Regions from separate parts of the Homo sapiens genome. Here region 1 is linked to region 2. A link is a loop called in an ENCODE intact Hi-C map of the cell type or tissue named here. Cell type or tissue: PC-9. All regions are shown on one strand.

Evidence for each region. Hi-C counts contacts between places; a loop is a spot of excess contacts. Peaks named below come from ENCODE experiments on the same cell type or tissue, not always from the same donor. Only the 100,000 strongest peaks of a DNase experiment are listed, where the experiment ranks them.
Region 1: it touches region 2 in a loop (5-fold over the local background); 3 of 110 quality-filtered maps call a loop at or near these places.

Annotation. Positions count from the first base shown.
Region 1 is chr7:133,489,118-133,497,117 of GRCh38, forward strand. All of the region lies in intron 9 of EXOC4 (exocyst complex component 4), which reads left to right. Among named protein-coding and RNA genes, the nearest start is that of MIR6133, 200 kb to the left of the region's middle. In PC-9, no CTCF peak of the experiment used is centred here; a DNase peak (open chromatin) is centred at 3,104.
Region 2 is chr7:133,850,375-133,858,374 of GRCh38, forward strand. The region is part of intron 11 of EXOC4 (exocyst complex component 4); the gene reads left to right. Among named protein-coding and RNA genes, the nearest start is that of LRGUK, 270 kb to the right of the region's middle. In PC-9, CTCF peaks have their summits at 3,610 and 4,559; DNase peaks (open chromatin) are centred at 2,817 and 3,517; H3K27ac peaks cover 494 bases.

The sequences.
Region 1 (8,000 bases), 360 kb before region 2:
GTGATAAAAAAATGAAGAAGGTAAGGGCATAAATATAAAAGTCAAGGAAAACATCACCTCTGGAGAGGATGGAGGAGGGTTGTAACCAAAGAGAGGATCTCGTGGGGATTCAAAGATCCTAGTAATGTTCTCTTTCTTAAGCTGTTACAGAAATACTGTTGTTTTATTCTTTTAAAAACTGTACAAATGTCATATGCACTCATACATTTCATAAAATGTACAGATATAAACAATTTTTTAAGAAGCCTCTTAAAGCTTTAGAGACAAAACCATGTATGTAGTTTAATGTTCCTGTTTAGAAATCGAGAACAAATGTGGAGTTTTCTGGACAGCAGCACTTTTGTTGCAACTCCTGGTATGTGCCAAAGCTGTGAACTACCCCTGAACGAGTACTGTACCTTAAGTCGTCCATGAGAAGGCATCTTTGTGGTTAGAAGAGTTTCCTCCCAACTTACCTGCTCCCTCCATCATCCTCCATCTGGGATGTCAGACACCTAACATTAATTGGAGTCAGCAGCGATTATACTTTTGTTTCCTGTGTTAAGGGACTTTCTGTTTATTTGTTAATCCTGTATAGGTTTATTGTATGTTTACTTGTGCTGGATACTTCACTAGGCCCTCAGGATAAAATAATGAACAGGACTGCCTTTGAAGGCCAAAAGAAAAGAAAGGGACCATAAATGTGTCACTTATATGGTCACCTGCCTCCCAGCATTTGTTCTCCCTTTCCTCCAAATTCATAGAGTCCCTGATATTTCGCTAGTCACAGGGCCACCCAAAATAGGAACATTTCTAACTTGCCTTGCAGCCAACATGGACGTGTAATTTAATTCTGGCTAATAGGATGTGATTGAAAGTAATGTGTGTAACTTTGGGTCATTCTCTTATTGGGAAGAAAGAGGCTGTCTTTCTCTCCCAGCCCAGCCTGTGTGTGAAGGTGTGGATATGAATGGAATGTGGTAAGTCCTCCTAGACCATGCAGGTGAGGCAGCACTGAAGGAAAGCTACAACAACAAGACAGAGGGGGCCTGGGTTTCTGATACTGTGTAGTGCCATACCTCAGTAACTTCCTGGACCAGAGTCACCGCATCATCCCGGACTTCTGCATGAGAGATGAGTAAACTCTGACTTGTTAATTCACTAGTGTTTTGATTCATGTTACATGCAGCCCTACTTATATCCCAGTTAATTCAGCAGGAACACAAGTGATCACAGCTCTGTGATACACACTATCACGGAGTTGTGTGTATGTATATAGACAACTGGGATGCATATACAAGTTCTGGGAAAGGCAGGGAGGCATCTATAAGTATTTAAAGCTTAAACTCGGTTATAACAGATGAAGAGAAGTTTTCCAGGTAAAGAAATTGAGGCAAGCATTTCAGGCATCAGGCACAGTATGGGTAAATGTATGAAAGTATGAGAGTATAGGCTCTTCTCTCATCAGAGTTTCACAACATGAATCGGATATTTTTCTACTAATTAAGGAACTCAGTTTATATATACAGATTTTTACTGATTATAATTTGTTACTTTCAGGAGTCAGATGAAAGTACATCAAAGCTATTATGAATGGCTTTGGCCATTGTTCATCCTAGTAAGAGATTAAGAATTGATAAGAACCAATGGTGTACTGGTGATATGGGAAAATAAAGGTCATTATTATACCTGAGCAAAGAATAAATGTAATCACATACAGGATTTTCCGAGTATTGTTCAAGTGTTGTAGCTATGCAGCTTTATTATTAAAAATTCTATAGGAAAAAATAACTTTGTTTTAAATGCACTTATTATAGCATATTATATTAGACTCTGCATGGTAGCTGAGGCTGGAAATATTGGTAGGGCCCACGGCACAACCTATTTCTAAAGTACCTTGCGTTAAAAATAGAATGTTCAGCTTGAACTGCAAGTGATCATGATGGCAGCCTGGTTCTATATGGAGATTGCAGAGCTCTGTGTGCTCACATCTGATTTCCAGCTTGTAATTTTGGTGTGGATGAAAATATGCATTAAGTTACTTTTGGCTTCTCCACAATTTTAAACTGGAAAAGCCCATATTACAGTAATATATGATAGTATGTATGAATGCGACATGAATATTGTAATAGTCATAATATAGGATGTTCATTCCTAGAATTGTGATGACATCTACTGAATTGCAGCCAGTAATTTGCATATTCATGCCCACTTAGCTCAAATAAGTCCCTGTTTGTTTGCACATTAATGTCTGATTTCAGCACCAGCTAACTCATTTACATATCCTGTTCAGTTGGTTAGTGATGTTCATATGTGGAATATTGGTGCAGCTCTGTTTGGGCTTTGAGTAGCTTGGGGTTTAGTAGAAGGATCACCTGTTACTCATCCTAGCTTTTCTAGGCAAGGCACTTTACTTTTCTGAGCTCTAGGTTATTCATCTGTGTAATGAAGTTAATGCTGGTTAGTTCTTAGGGCTGTCATATCAGTTGACACACTGGAGGTTATGGTGTACAGTCAACATTTCTAGGCCAACTATATTCTGGGGCCTGTTCCTGGAACATTTTCTGCGTGCAGAGGGGTTCTAGATGCTGTAGAAGATAAGACATGCAAACAGTCACAGTTTCAGTGAATATTAGAAGTACTTTGGGGAGTACAGAAGAGAAAACACTTAACATTTTCAAGGGAAGTCATAGGAGGTATTACAAAGGTGGAATTCTTACGCCGAACTGGTAAGATGAGTTGACCACACTGAACAAAGGAAGGGAACTCGCGGCAAGTAGGGAGAAGATGTGGATGAACACACAGATGTTTGAGAATCTCATGGAACTGGAAATATTTTATTGTGGTTAAGCATAAAGTGTATGGGGAAGATTGAACATAGACATGGAAGACTGGTAGGCAGATCTCAAAAGACCTGGTATGCCATAGCAAGAAGGTTCGGTTTTTGTCCTGCGGGTGATAAGGAGTCCTCCAAAGGTTTAAAGTAGGAGAGTCGCATAATGAAATGTGCATTTTAGAAAATGTTTTCTGATGACTGTGTGGAGAATGAATTGAGTGGAATGAGAGTGTAGACAAAGAGGCAAGTTTTGTTATTTCAGGTGAGAGCTCATAGAAGAATTCTTAGGTGAGGTGGGAAGTGACCCAGAACCTATTTTGGAGGTACAATCAGTTGGACATGGTGACTCATTCTGTGTGGTGTTTCAGCAAGAAGAGATGTATTTTGGTGTCTTGGGTAGGTAATGATGTCATTTGTTAAGACAGGAAATATAAAAAGAGGAGTAGTTTTTATGGAGTGTTAGATAGGGGTAAAGATAGCATTTCATTATGTATGCTTTTATGGTTCTCTTTTGGTTGTGTTTAGTTCTGTCTAATCTAATCTAGCCCAATATAATTTTACTACATAGTCTAATCTTTTATCTTTCCCTCAAGTGTAAGGCTTTCAGCAGTTTGTGATTACTCATAACCATTCCTCTTCTCAAGTTCAGAGTAATGGAGTTACGGTTTTCTTCCATCCCTTTTCCTCTTTTTATTTTTTAATTGCAAATACTACTTTCTTTTTTTTCTAGGCTTTCGTTGATGTATTAGTTTTAGTGCCCACTTTAGTCTCTTAAGAATATGAATTCTTTAATTTTTATTCCTTGATGTACCCTGTATTTTTATTATTAAAATCAAACTATTAGCGATGTCTCTTGATAACTTGCTCTGACTTTGTGCAAGTCACTTAACCAGTTTTCTCAGTTGTAAAAGGAAGAAGGTAAGTGATTTTTTTTTTTGGAATCTCATTTATCTCCAAAGCTCTAGGTTCTTGGATTATCAGTCACTGGCCCACTATATGTTCCTCACAGCAGAGTCTGGGGACTAGTTAGAGGTTCGGAGTGGTGGGTCTCTGGAATTGGGCTTACTACCTAGGTGACTTTGGGCACAGTAACTCCTTCTATGTGTCACATTCATTTTCTTAAACTGTGAATATAATATACCTAACCTCATAGGGCCATAGTGATGACGAAATGAGTTAACACATGTAAAATGTTTAAAACTGTGCCTTGGGCCTGGCACGGTGACTCATGCCTGTAATCCCAGCACTTTGGGAGGCCGAGGTGGGTGGATCACCTGAGGTCAGCAGTTTGAGACCAACCTGGCCAACATGGTGAAGTCCTGTCTCTACTAAAAATACTGAACTCTACTAAAAAATTAGCTGGACATGGTGGCACACGCCTCTAGTCCCAGCTACTCAGGAGGCTGAGGCAGGAGAATTACGTGAACCCAGGAGGCAGAGGTTGCAGTGAGCCAAGATTGCACCATTGCACTCCGGCCTGGGCGACAAAGCGATACTCTGTCTCAAAGCAAAACAAAACAAAAAACTGTGCCTGGCACATATTAAGTACAGATAAATGTTAACAACTATTATTTTACCCGTAACCTGTAGCACCTGGCATCATTCGTCACACATAGGAGGCACTCAGTAAATGTTTTTTTAAATTAATGAACCAATAAGCCTGTTAGTGAACAAGTAAGTTCTAGTAGTATCTCTTAGAATGGTCCCTAGAAACTCCTCCCCCCACCCCCATTTTTCCTGTTTTCTTCTCTGACAGAAGTCTTTCTAGACTGTTGAGAAAATGTGTTTACCTCAGAGATTGTCCCAATCTTGTAATGTTAAGTGACATCCATTTTGAGAATGTAGTTGTGATTCACATATACCTCTAACTAAGAGGGCCACACTTGGTGACCTTTAGTGAATTTGTCTTTCTGGCCTATATTCACCCCAGAGATAAATATTAATGGCCATGATGAACGTGGCCATTTTTCTTCAAAACCATTTGGTCTGCAGTGGCACGAACTCTAAATTTTACTACACAAATAATTTAGGACGGTTGGAATATGGCTAGTAAAGAGGTTAAAAGGGAAAGGACAGCCCTTCTATTTATGAATTAATGGCAGCTGAAAATTTGGCATTGTTTTATGTACATTATTGTTTTGCCTTCCTCTTGCCTCCAGTTTGACATCACTTTCTTGCTGCTTGTGAAAACAAAAATAAAAATGCAGTTGTAATCCTTTAACGGATTGGGTAATACGTTGGTGAGGGAGAGCTTCTTTCTTCAAGTCTATCTACAGATTGGAAAGCTGACCTCTTCAGAAGTACCCTTATAGACACACTCAGAAATAATGCTTTACTAGCTCTGTGAGCGTCCCTAGCACAGTCAAGTTGACATATAAAGGTAACCATCACAGAAACAAAGTTTGAAAAAAAAAGGTTACAGCTGATCTGAAAGGGAAATTTTTGACTTGGCTTAGAAAGCAAGCAATAAATTGTTTATGGATATCATTCCCCACAGCATGTCTGCTGAAAGAGGACTGATAAAAGCAAGGCAATTGATGGGATGAATCATTCGCTCATTTATGATTATCTACCATTTCTAGATTATAGGAATGTTATTGAGGACCATTAACTCCATATCCACTTAAATATGTCATGAATCATTTTTTAAAATTTCTCAAGACAAGAACTTTTTCCATAAGAATTCTTTAACATGTAAATTGAGTGGTTGACTATCATTTCTAAATTATGGTATTCACCCTAACACAATAGATGTAGTTGCCCTAAAATAGATACAGAATTTGGTCTAACTTATTCTAACCAATTGAAATCCTTTGTCATCCCCAAATTATAATCAGTATGATCTTCTTTTTACTGTCACTTCCAGGACATTTTTTAGGCAAGTATAATGCCCAAGAGGAATAATTAGCTCTTTTTAAGTAACGTCTACTTTTCTATCTGTTTTAGATGGTTTCTGTTTAGTTATTAGCCATATTTGTTGCATTTTACACTTTGAAATTTGTAGTTCCTATAATACTTTTAGAAGTAATAATAATATACATTATATTAAAAAAATTGGGCGTGGCATGGTGGCTCACGCCTGTAATCCCAGCACAGTGGGAGGCCGAGCTGGGCAGATCACGTGAGATCAGGAGTTCGAGACCAACCTGGCCAACATGGTGAATATAAAATTAGTTGAGTATAGTGGCACATATCTGTAATCCCAGCTACTAGGGAGGCTGAGGCAGGAGAATCGCTTGAGGCTGGGAAACGGAGATTGCAGTGAGCTGAGATCACGCCATTGCACTCCAGCCTGGGTGACAAGAGCGAAACTGTCTCCAATAAAAAAAAAAAAATTGTGCGTAACACTGGAGTTTTAGATGCCTGTACACTGAATCTTTTCTGTTCTTTCTCCCCTTTTTTAACCTTAGTTTATTTATTAATATTATTATTACACTTTAATTAGATTTCACTTATTATTGAGGTGAATGTACCTGCAGTGAAGTGTGTAATGTGCACTCATCTTAAATGTACAGCTAAATTCTTGCACATATGTATTCCCATATAACTACCACCCAGAAGATTTCCTATGCTTCTTAACACTCCCTGAGGGTCAACACTATTCTGATTTCTAACTCTATCTCTTAGTTTTACCTATTCTTTAAATAAATAGAATCATACTCTGTTTTGTGTTTCTGGCTTCTGTAACTCAACAAAATGTCTGGCACATTCATTCTTGTGGATTTGCATATCAGTTTTTATTATTGCATAGTATTTTATTCTATGACTATAGGACAATTCATTCATTCACCTTTTAATGGACTTTCATCGTTTCCACTTTGGGGCTACTATAGATAATTCTCCTATGAACAGTTGTATTACAAATGCACTAATTTCTCGTGGGAATATACCTAGGAATGGAATTGTTGGTTCATAACATAGGCATGTGTTTGGCTTTAGGAGATACAAGGATTTTACCATTATAGAAATTGATAAGAAATTGTATGACAATATCAGTTGCTTTACATTCTCACTAATGTATTTTTATGGGCTCAAATTTTTACCATTCTCTTGAGTGTGTAGTATACCTTCTTTTTTTTTAAAGAAAAAGAGTCTAAGCTTTCCTTACTTCTGCTACTCTTCCCCTGCCCCCATACTGGCAGGAATTTCTGGATATGATTATTTGCTATACAGACTATCTGCCAATTTACTGATTTACAGTACAGCATTTTTTGTTGTTGTTGTTGGTTTTTTTTGAGATGCGGTCTTGCTCTGTCCCCCAGGCTGGAGTGCAGTGCACCGGTGTGATCATAACTCACTGCAGCCTTGATCTCCTGGACATCAGGTGATCTTCCTGCCTTAGCCTCCCAAGTAGCTAGGAACACAGGTGTGCACCACCGCATGCACCATCACACCTGGCCAATTTTAGCTTTTTTATTGAGACAAGGTCTCACTTTTTTGCTGAGGCTGGTCTCAAGCTCCTGGCCTCAAACAGTCCTCCTGCCTCAGCTTCCCAAAGCACTGGGGTTATAGGCTTGAGCCACTGCACCCAGCCAATATAGTTTTTCATAGTTCAGTGATCTTGTATTCCTTCTAGAAGAAGTCCTGATCATGTTCATACAGTTTCTACCCAGAATTCTTTAGCGGCTTTTCTTACTAGAAATCACCTACCATATTTCTTCGCACCTTCGAGGTGGAAGATAAAGGTATCTCCTCTCTTTCAACTTTTTGTAATTTTTTGGCCAGTGGTTTTCTATTTTGAATGATCTTTTTATTGCATGTTTCTTACTGATATTCCCACTGGTAGTAGGCAGAATTCTAGAATGACCCCAATGACCAGACCCATGCCCATGTATTTATAATTTTTCCCCTTTGGGTGGTATCCATGATTCTGACAGACTGTCACTCTCGGGGTTAGTTTTTTATATGGCAACACTGAATGGATTTTGCAAGTGTGATTAAAATCCCTAATAATTTAAATTTGAGTCAATCAAAAGGGAGATTACCCTGGTTGGGCCTCACATGACATTTGAACCCTTAAAAGAGACAAAAAGCAGCAGAAGGTGCTCTTCTGTTAGCCTCAAAGTAGTAATTCTTGTGAATAGATTAGGCCATGTTGTAAGGACCTGGGGTCATCTCTGTCTAACAGCCAACAGAAAAATAGGACCTCCATCCTACAACCAAAAGGAACAGAATTCTCCCAACA
Region 2 (8,000 bases):
ACTGATTCATTTCCAAGTAGGTTTGGAAAAAATTGGTTCAGTATTAAATAAGTTTGTTTTTTGTTTTTTCTTTTTTTTTAGTGGTAGCACATCACCAAACAGGATATAGTATATAGTATTTCCCAAATGATTTTTTTTCCACGAGAATGTCACAGGGACCTAATATTCCATTTCTCTTTGGGAAATGCCGTATTTATGTATGAACAGTCTTATAGAATCATACGTTCAGACATGAGAGGGCTTAAAGGTTATCTAGGTTACCCCCCCACACACACACACACCCATGTCAAAATCCATTTTATATCACTCCAACAGATGGTCATCCGGCCTCTGCTGAATACAGACCTTAGCAGGAAACTTCCCATTCCAAAAGTCATTCCACTCCATGACTGGCCTCCTTTCCTTTTTTAACAAAGATTTTCCTTATAATTGAACCAAAAATCTGTTTCCCTGTAATTTACTCATTCCTTCTAGTTTTGCCATCTGGAATATTGGCAAAACAAGTTTGCTTTCTTTTCTGCAAGATGACTATCATGTTTCCTGTTCACCTTCTCTTCTTTAGATTGACTCTTCCTAGCTTATTCAATTCTTCCTCATATGAGGAAGTTTCTAGAATTCTCAACATCCTGGTTACTTTCCCCTGGAAAATGTCCAGTGTCCCTCTCAAAATAAGATAACTAGAATTAAACACAGTCAGCTGTGATCTGTCAAGCACACATGTTTAACTTTTTATTCAACAAATACTTCTGGAGCCACTGTTCTCCTTTGGGCACTATTCTGGAGGCTGGGGATACAGCAGACAAGAAGGCAGGCAAAGTCGGATATTTCATGGAGCTTCTAGTCTTGTAGTGGAAAAATCAAGTAAACCAGGAAACACATAAATAAGCAAGATGGTCTCTAGTAGTCAAAAATGTTACAAAGAAAATAAGATCAGATAATATGATAGAAAATATTTGCAGAGAGGTGGTATGTTTTTTATTTTGTTTATAAATAGAGACAGGGCCTTGCTATGTTACCCCAGCTGGTCTCGAACTCCTGAGCTCAACCCGTCTTCCTGTCTTGGCCTCCCAAAGTGCTGGGACTACAGGTGTGAGCCACTGGCCCTGCCAGGGTGGCATGTTTTGATCAGTGATGGGGAAAGCATCTCAGAAGGTGCCATTTGAGCTGTTCCTGAATAATACAGAGGAGCCAGGGAGTGAATGAAGATCTGTGGGCAGCACATTACAGCCAGAGGGAGTGGTGCATGGCAGGCTCTATGGTGAACATGAGTCTTGTCAAAAGAAAGAGAGGTCATGTGGAAAGTAGAGCAAGAGAAGAGGAGAGTCACTTCAGCAATATCAGAGAGGAAGGCAGCAGCCAGCGTATTTAAGGCATCATAGCTGTGTTACCATGGCTCAGGTAAGTATAGTTTGTAAGCATAGTAGGTGGCCATTGGAAGATTTTAAGCAGGAGAGTGTCACAAACTTCAACAGTTCATTCCAGTTGATTTGATCTTCCCACGAGTCATCATACTACATTATACTGCTGTTAGTCCAGCCCAGGATTTTTGGTTGTCGCCATTGTTTTTCTAAGAACCTAGTCAAACTTCTCATACAAACTTATTTTTGGCAAATTAAAATACCCAGATCTTTTAAAATTTTCTTATAATCTTGACAAAACCAGTAATTTGGAATCTCAGTGAAAAACATTTGTTGCTCTTAAATTTTATAATTTTGTTCTCAAGCCTTATTAGAATAATGTTGAATCCTGACTTTGTCGTTAGTAATACTAAAGCAGTCTCAGCTTTTGGGTTTTAAGTTTAATAAATAAATTTTTTATTCAAAGTTGGCAATAAAGTCATTGTATAGAGCATTTTTTTTTTTTTTTGAGACGGAGTCTTGCTCTGTCACCCAGGCTGGAATGCAGTGGTGCAATCTCTGCTCACCTCAACCTCTGCCTCCCGGGTTCAAGCCATTCTCCTGCCTCAGCCTCCCGAGTAGCTGGGATTACATATATAGGTCATTTCTAAGGACTATAGTCTGTTACAAGTATCCCTTTAGTTGAAAGAATCCATTAAGCGACCTTTTCTCAGGATAGCTTTTCAACCACCTGCTAATATTTGACTACATGAATTTTCATTTCCTCATATTTTTACTGCAAGGATAGCCCATGAGATAATTCAACACATATAGGTCTCTTAGTCTGCTAATCCTGTAGGAAAAGAAAAGAAAATTAGCATAATATCTAGGTGAATGTATAATGGCTCTTAGTTAACATTTCTTTGTCTAAATATTCATAACCCAAGGGATGATTGAAGTTTAATCAATAGTTTCTAAAATCCTTTCCCCCGCTTTTAAAAAAATAAGCATAGCATTTTCCTGACTCCTGTCCTTGGGGTGGAGATTGGGGAACAAGTAAAAGCTTATAGAGTCTTGTTTGATAAAAAACATTTTTTTCTAAGGGAAAGGAATAGCAACATTTGCTGCCACTTAAAATCCATCCTTAAAATTCACACAAAGCACATTTATTGCTTACTTTCACAATGATCTAGGGACCAAAGAGTAACAAAAAACAAAACAATAAATAAATGCACAATCGGGCATCTCTGCTGTCAAGTATTCCTTGAAGGCCTGGCAGAATCTGACATGGAGTAAGTTACTGGAAGCCGGATTTAGTCAATTACCTGTCTTTTTGCTCCTAATGTTCAGAATCCAGTAAATGGCTGTAGCCTAAGGTAGAGAAGTACCAGTTAAGTGCATTTTGACTGTGGTTTAAGCAATCGAGGTCGTCTCCAGCTTCTTTGGAACAATGCCATTCTTTAGCATGACATGGAGGGTAACTATGTGCTTATTCACTAGATGGAATACCTGCTTCATGTAGTTGGCTGGGCTCTGTTACCATCTGTTTCTTTCTTTGTTTCTTTCTGTTTGTCTGTCCCTCGCCCTCTCTTTCTCTCTCCCTCTCTTTCTGTCTCTCTCTCTCTCTCTCTTTAACACACACACACACACACACACACACACACACACACACACACACACACACACAACTTTTTAGAGTCATGGAGAGAGGGTCTCATTATGTTGCCCAGGCTGGTCTTGAACTTGTAGGCTCAAGCAATCCTCCCACCTCAACTTCTTGAGTAGCTGAGACTACAGGCATGCACCACTGCACCTGGTTTCAATATTCGTATTGTCAGTATCTCATCAGTTTTTGACTATCGCCACCTCTATCTATTTTATAGGGAAAGAAAATCTTTCTTTGCCCTAATATCTAAGTAGCTTAGGCACACCTGAGAACTGGGAAACCATTCCCAACCATTGCCAGTGGGGAGACGTCCTGCTTCAGTGTGATACAGTTAGCCAGTGTTTATTGAGCCCTTCCCCATGCTCATGTTTGTATTCATCTCTGAGGAATGTCTCTATAGTGATCCTATTCTAGAGACATTTCCCCCCTCTTCTGGACAGATTAAACCCGAGAAGAACTTGCTGGTTCCTGTAAGCCGAGCAGCCTGTTTGTGCTGTGCCCTCATTCTAGGTGCATTCTTTGGCTGGCATATTTGTGGGCACAGAGTATTCACGAACAAGGTTTCAGCAGTTTATAGTCCCTAGGGGGCGGGGTGAGTCAAAAACATTGACTGTTTCCATTTGCCCTCTGGAGGCAGTGTTTAACCTCCAAGTGGATGTGGTGCCCAGAGGAAACAACCTCAACCAGGAACTGGCAGGCACCTGCCTCATCAGGGCATCAGTGTGCACAGGGAGAGAGGGAGTGTGTCAAAAGGTCCAGCCCATTTGGCTGTGGGGAGAGGCCTTATAATAACACATCAGTAGCATCACTTTACACATGCCTCTGCAGACACGAGCTGTCCAGCTCCCTGTTCCTCAGGGTGAGGCTGGGGTAGAGCTGGGAATGACGGACTCTGGGGACTGATGGAGGGCCATACCTTCGAGACCAAGGATGGTGTTCTCTTGCACATGCTTGCCACCTCTTATTGGTCCTCCGATTCCTAGGGAATTTTCTTTAGCATTCTTCTCAACTGGGCTCAGTTGTTGAAAGAGCACACACACACACACACACACACACACACACACACACACACATACATTTTAATCCTGTGCTTCACATGCTGTGAAGCTAAAGAAGAGTGCAAGAGGAAGGCAGCTTACATCAGATCTGACAGTCTTACTGATCGTTGCTGATAAAAACTGGCAAAGGGAAAAGTAATCGGAGCCTCGGGAATTCAATTCACTCCTTTAATCCACTCAGCAGATATTTTATTTTTAAAACACAAGCACAGCCATCAGCAAAATTGAGAGGCTGTGTGGGACCCCAAGGCACTTTAAACTTTTGAGCCCTCCTAACTCCCACTCCAGCCCTACCTTCAAATAGTCCCTCTTAGCCATTTCATCTGCTTGGGTGTATCCTCCTCACCATCCCTTTTCCTTATTCCCTAGAAGCCAATAAAAAAAAAAACTTGCCTGTTGGCATTAATTAAAAAAAGGAAGACACTTTATGATCTAGATCATCAGCTAGAGACTTGTGCAGTATATCATCCCTACTTTTTATGATTCTCATATTGTCTTCATGTCTTTCTCATTTGCAGCAAGTAGATGACACAGTGCTGCCCTCTAGCTGATTATTGGATTATAATGGCTTCTCTATTCCTAAGGCTATATATATATCTAAATATATATATATCTAAATATATCTAAATATATCTAAATATATCTAAATATATATAAATATATATATAAATATATATAAATATATATATATAAATATATATATATATAAATATATATATAAATATATATATTTTTTTTATCAGCAAAGAGAAGTGGACAGTTGTTTTTCATGTACGGCTTACCCCAGACAATCAGTAGAGCACCTCTGCTGCTTTATACTCTCTCAGTCCTCCTGAACCAACCTTCCTGGAATAATCTACTAATCTAAACCAGAAAACGAACTTAGTTCCACAGCAGATTTCAACTGTACCTCTATATTACAGCAGGTACCCTGTCAGATTTCTTCTATCGAGAAATGAAAAGATGTACACACGCCCATGTCTGTATGTCTTCCATTTATCAGGCAGGGAGAATTGATTATCTCAATTCTAAAGATATCAGCACATTTGGAGATATGTGGCTTTTATTCTAGGACCCTGGGATTCACATTTTAGCCTATAACCTTCAAATCTCCACATTCATTTTTCTCCACCCTAAGTGCCTGTGTAGTGATGTAATAGCACTGTTAACCATAATAGAATGATCAATGATTTTGAAAAACATAGTGTGTACCTTTCTCTTTGGGAGGAGGGTAAAAGCAACTACTGATAAGAAAGTAAGCCTTAGCCAGCTCCCCACGATCCATCTGCCAGTCAAAGCAGTTAATCTTATATACCCCTTCCCACTCAAGAAAGTTAGTGAACAGTTATTACATGGCTGCAATAATTATCTGTAAGCGTTATATCTACAGATGTAGACTGCATCTGTCTACAGAGAAGGCGCTGATTTTAAGCCTGCTTTGGCACCTAGTTTTAAGCCTTTGGCTTTATCAACCATGTACGTAGGTTGTCACCCATATAAATAGGTCCTATCCCTCACCATCCTGAGCCTTGATTTTCTTACCTGTCATTTGAGATAGTTACCTCACAGAATTGCCAGGAAGGTTAAAAGATCTGGAACACGTAAAAGTACTTTATCAAACCCTACATGCTTATTAATTGTAAGAAACTGCCCTGTGTCATTAAAAGAGCATGGGCTTTGGAATGAGACACAGGAACAGATTCCAGACCTGCTTCTCACTAGCTATGTGGCCTTTCACAGGAAGCCTAACTTCCTCGAGCCTTAGCTATAAAACGGAAGTAATACCAATCTACAGCACCTATATGGGAATTCAATCAGTAATGTGTTTAAAAGAAGGTCAGTGCTACATAGATTTAGGTTATTGGTGCCATTGTAAGTGGGAAAATAATATGTGTGATGCTTTAGTGAGTTGTGAGAGAGCATCCAAATGCCTAAGCACCTGGAGCACACTGCCTGGGCCTGATCCCTGACACTGCCATTTACTAACATTGTGGTGTCACATTTTTTGTAATTGCCTGTTTACTTCTCTCACTCACAAGTCTGAATTCCTTGAGTATGGAGAGATTGTCTTCTCACTGTGTGTGCAGCTCCTAGTGGAGTATCCAACATGTAGTAGAGAGAGAAAATGTGTTGAATGAATAAATGTGTGATTTTTATCATCTTCCATACATTTTATACTATGGTACCTCTTAGATATCATTTACATTTATAATAATAACTATGAATTGGAATGGGTAGGGCAGTGGCCAATTAATGTAGCTCATAGGAGATCCAGATGCTTCATTCTGCATCTCTAGGCTTCTTGATGCCTCTTGGGCCCTACTTGATAGGTTCTTATCTAAAGCCATAAATGCAATAGAGAAACAGAACACTTTAAAAAATATTACCTCCACTAAAGGCCGGGTGTGTTAGCTCAGCACTTTGGGAGGCCAAGGCAGGCGGATCACGAGGTCAGGAGATCGAGACCATCCTGGCTAACACGGTGAAACCCCGTCTCTACTAAAAATACAAAAAAATTAGGCCTGGTGGCACATGCCTGTAGTCCCAGCTACTTGGGAGTCTGAGGCAGGAGAATCGCTCGAACCCGGGAGGCAGAGGTTGCAGTGAGCCGAGATCACGCCACTGCACTCCAGCCTGGGCAACAGAGAGAGACTCCGTCTTTATATATATATATATGTGTATATATATATGTATATATATATACACATACACGTATATATATATATATATATATATATATATATATATATATATATATATATATATTTTACCTCTACTTAACCTCCCTGGATGATTGTCTTAGTGTCACATATATATATATATATATATATATATATACACGTATATATATATATATATATACACGTATATATATATATATATATACACGTATATATATATATATATATATATATATATATATATATATATTTTACCTCTACTTAACCTCCCTGGATGATTGTCTTAGTGTCACAGGATCCTTCGGGTGTCACTTCACCAGCCAGAACCCTCTGTGGCTGGCGGCGCCTCTGCTTGAGTTTCACTCATGCCCGTTGGGCTTGTTCTGTCCCCTGGGCTGCCAGGCTGTGCTGCTCGGCTCATGCTACAGACCCAGACCCATGCCCACTGAGGGCAAGCCAGGCATGGAGCAGCGAGGGGTGTGTGCGCCACTAAGCATGGGGTCCAGCCAGTGCACACAGCCAGACACCCCAGCTGCTGCGGCAGGGCAGGCAGCTCCAGGCTCCGTGCAAGCCTACAGCTGGACTAGGCATACCACAAGCAGCTTCTCTTGTGGGTGCCAGCATCTGGATGAGGGGAATGTGGTGACATCTGAAAACTCGGAGATGCCAGCAACCACAGAGCCCCAAGGGGTGGGTGTGGAGGCGCTCTGCAGCTCTCTCATTTCCACCACCCACAGCTCGGCGGATCGGGCGTGGGGGGAGGCATGTCTTTGCCTCATTCAGTCCCACCGCCTCACTCTGGCGTACAGCTCCCAGGCTGCCCTGGCCCCATTGCTGCTTCCCGTCACATGGGGTAGCCGCCCAACACCAGCGGAGGGCAGGAGGGCTATAGTGCTACAGCTCTGGCTTGGGGAATCCTGAGGTCTGGGCCCACAGAAGCGTCACCAGTGTTCACTGCCACAGTCTGATGAACAGGAGCATGTCATCGTCCGCAGCTCAAGGAGCTGGCCAGGAAAGTGTTACAGCCCTTTTCGCACCCACCATTCGGTGTGTTCTGAATTCTTGTCCAGCATCCAGGAAGAATGAGTTTCCACAAACAACTGGAGGGTAAGCAAGGCAGGGAAGAGTTTTATTGAGCCACAGAACAGCTCTCAGCAGAGAGGAGACCCAAAGTGGGTAGCTACTACCTGCAGACGGGCAGTCGTACCATGTGGTTGAGTCTGGGGGTTTTTATGGACTCAAAAATGGAGGAAGTGTG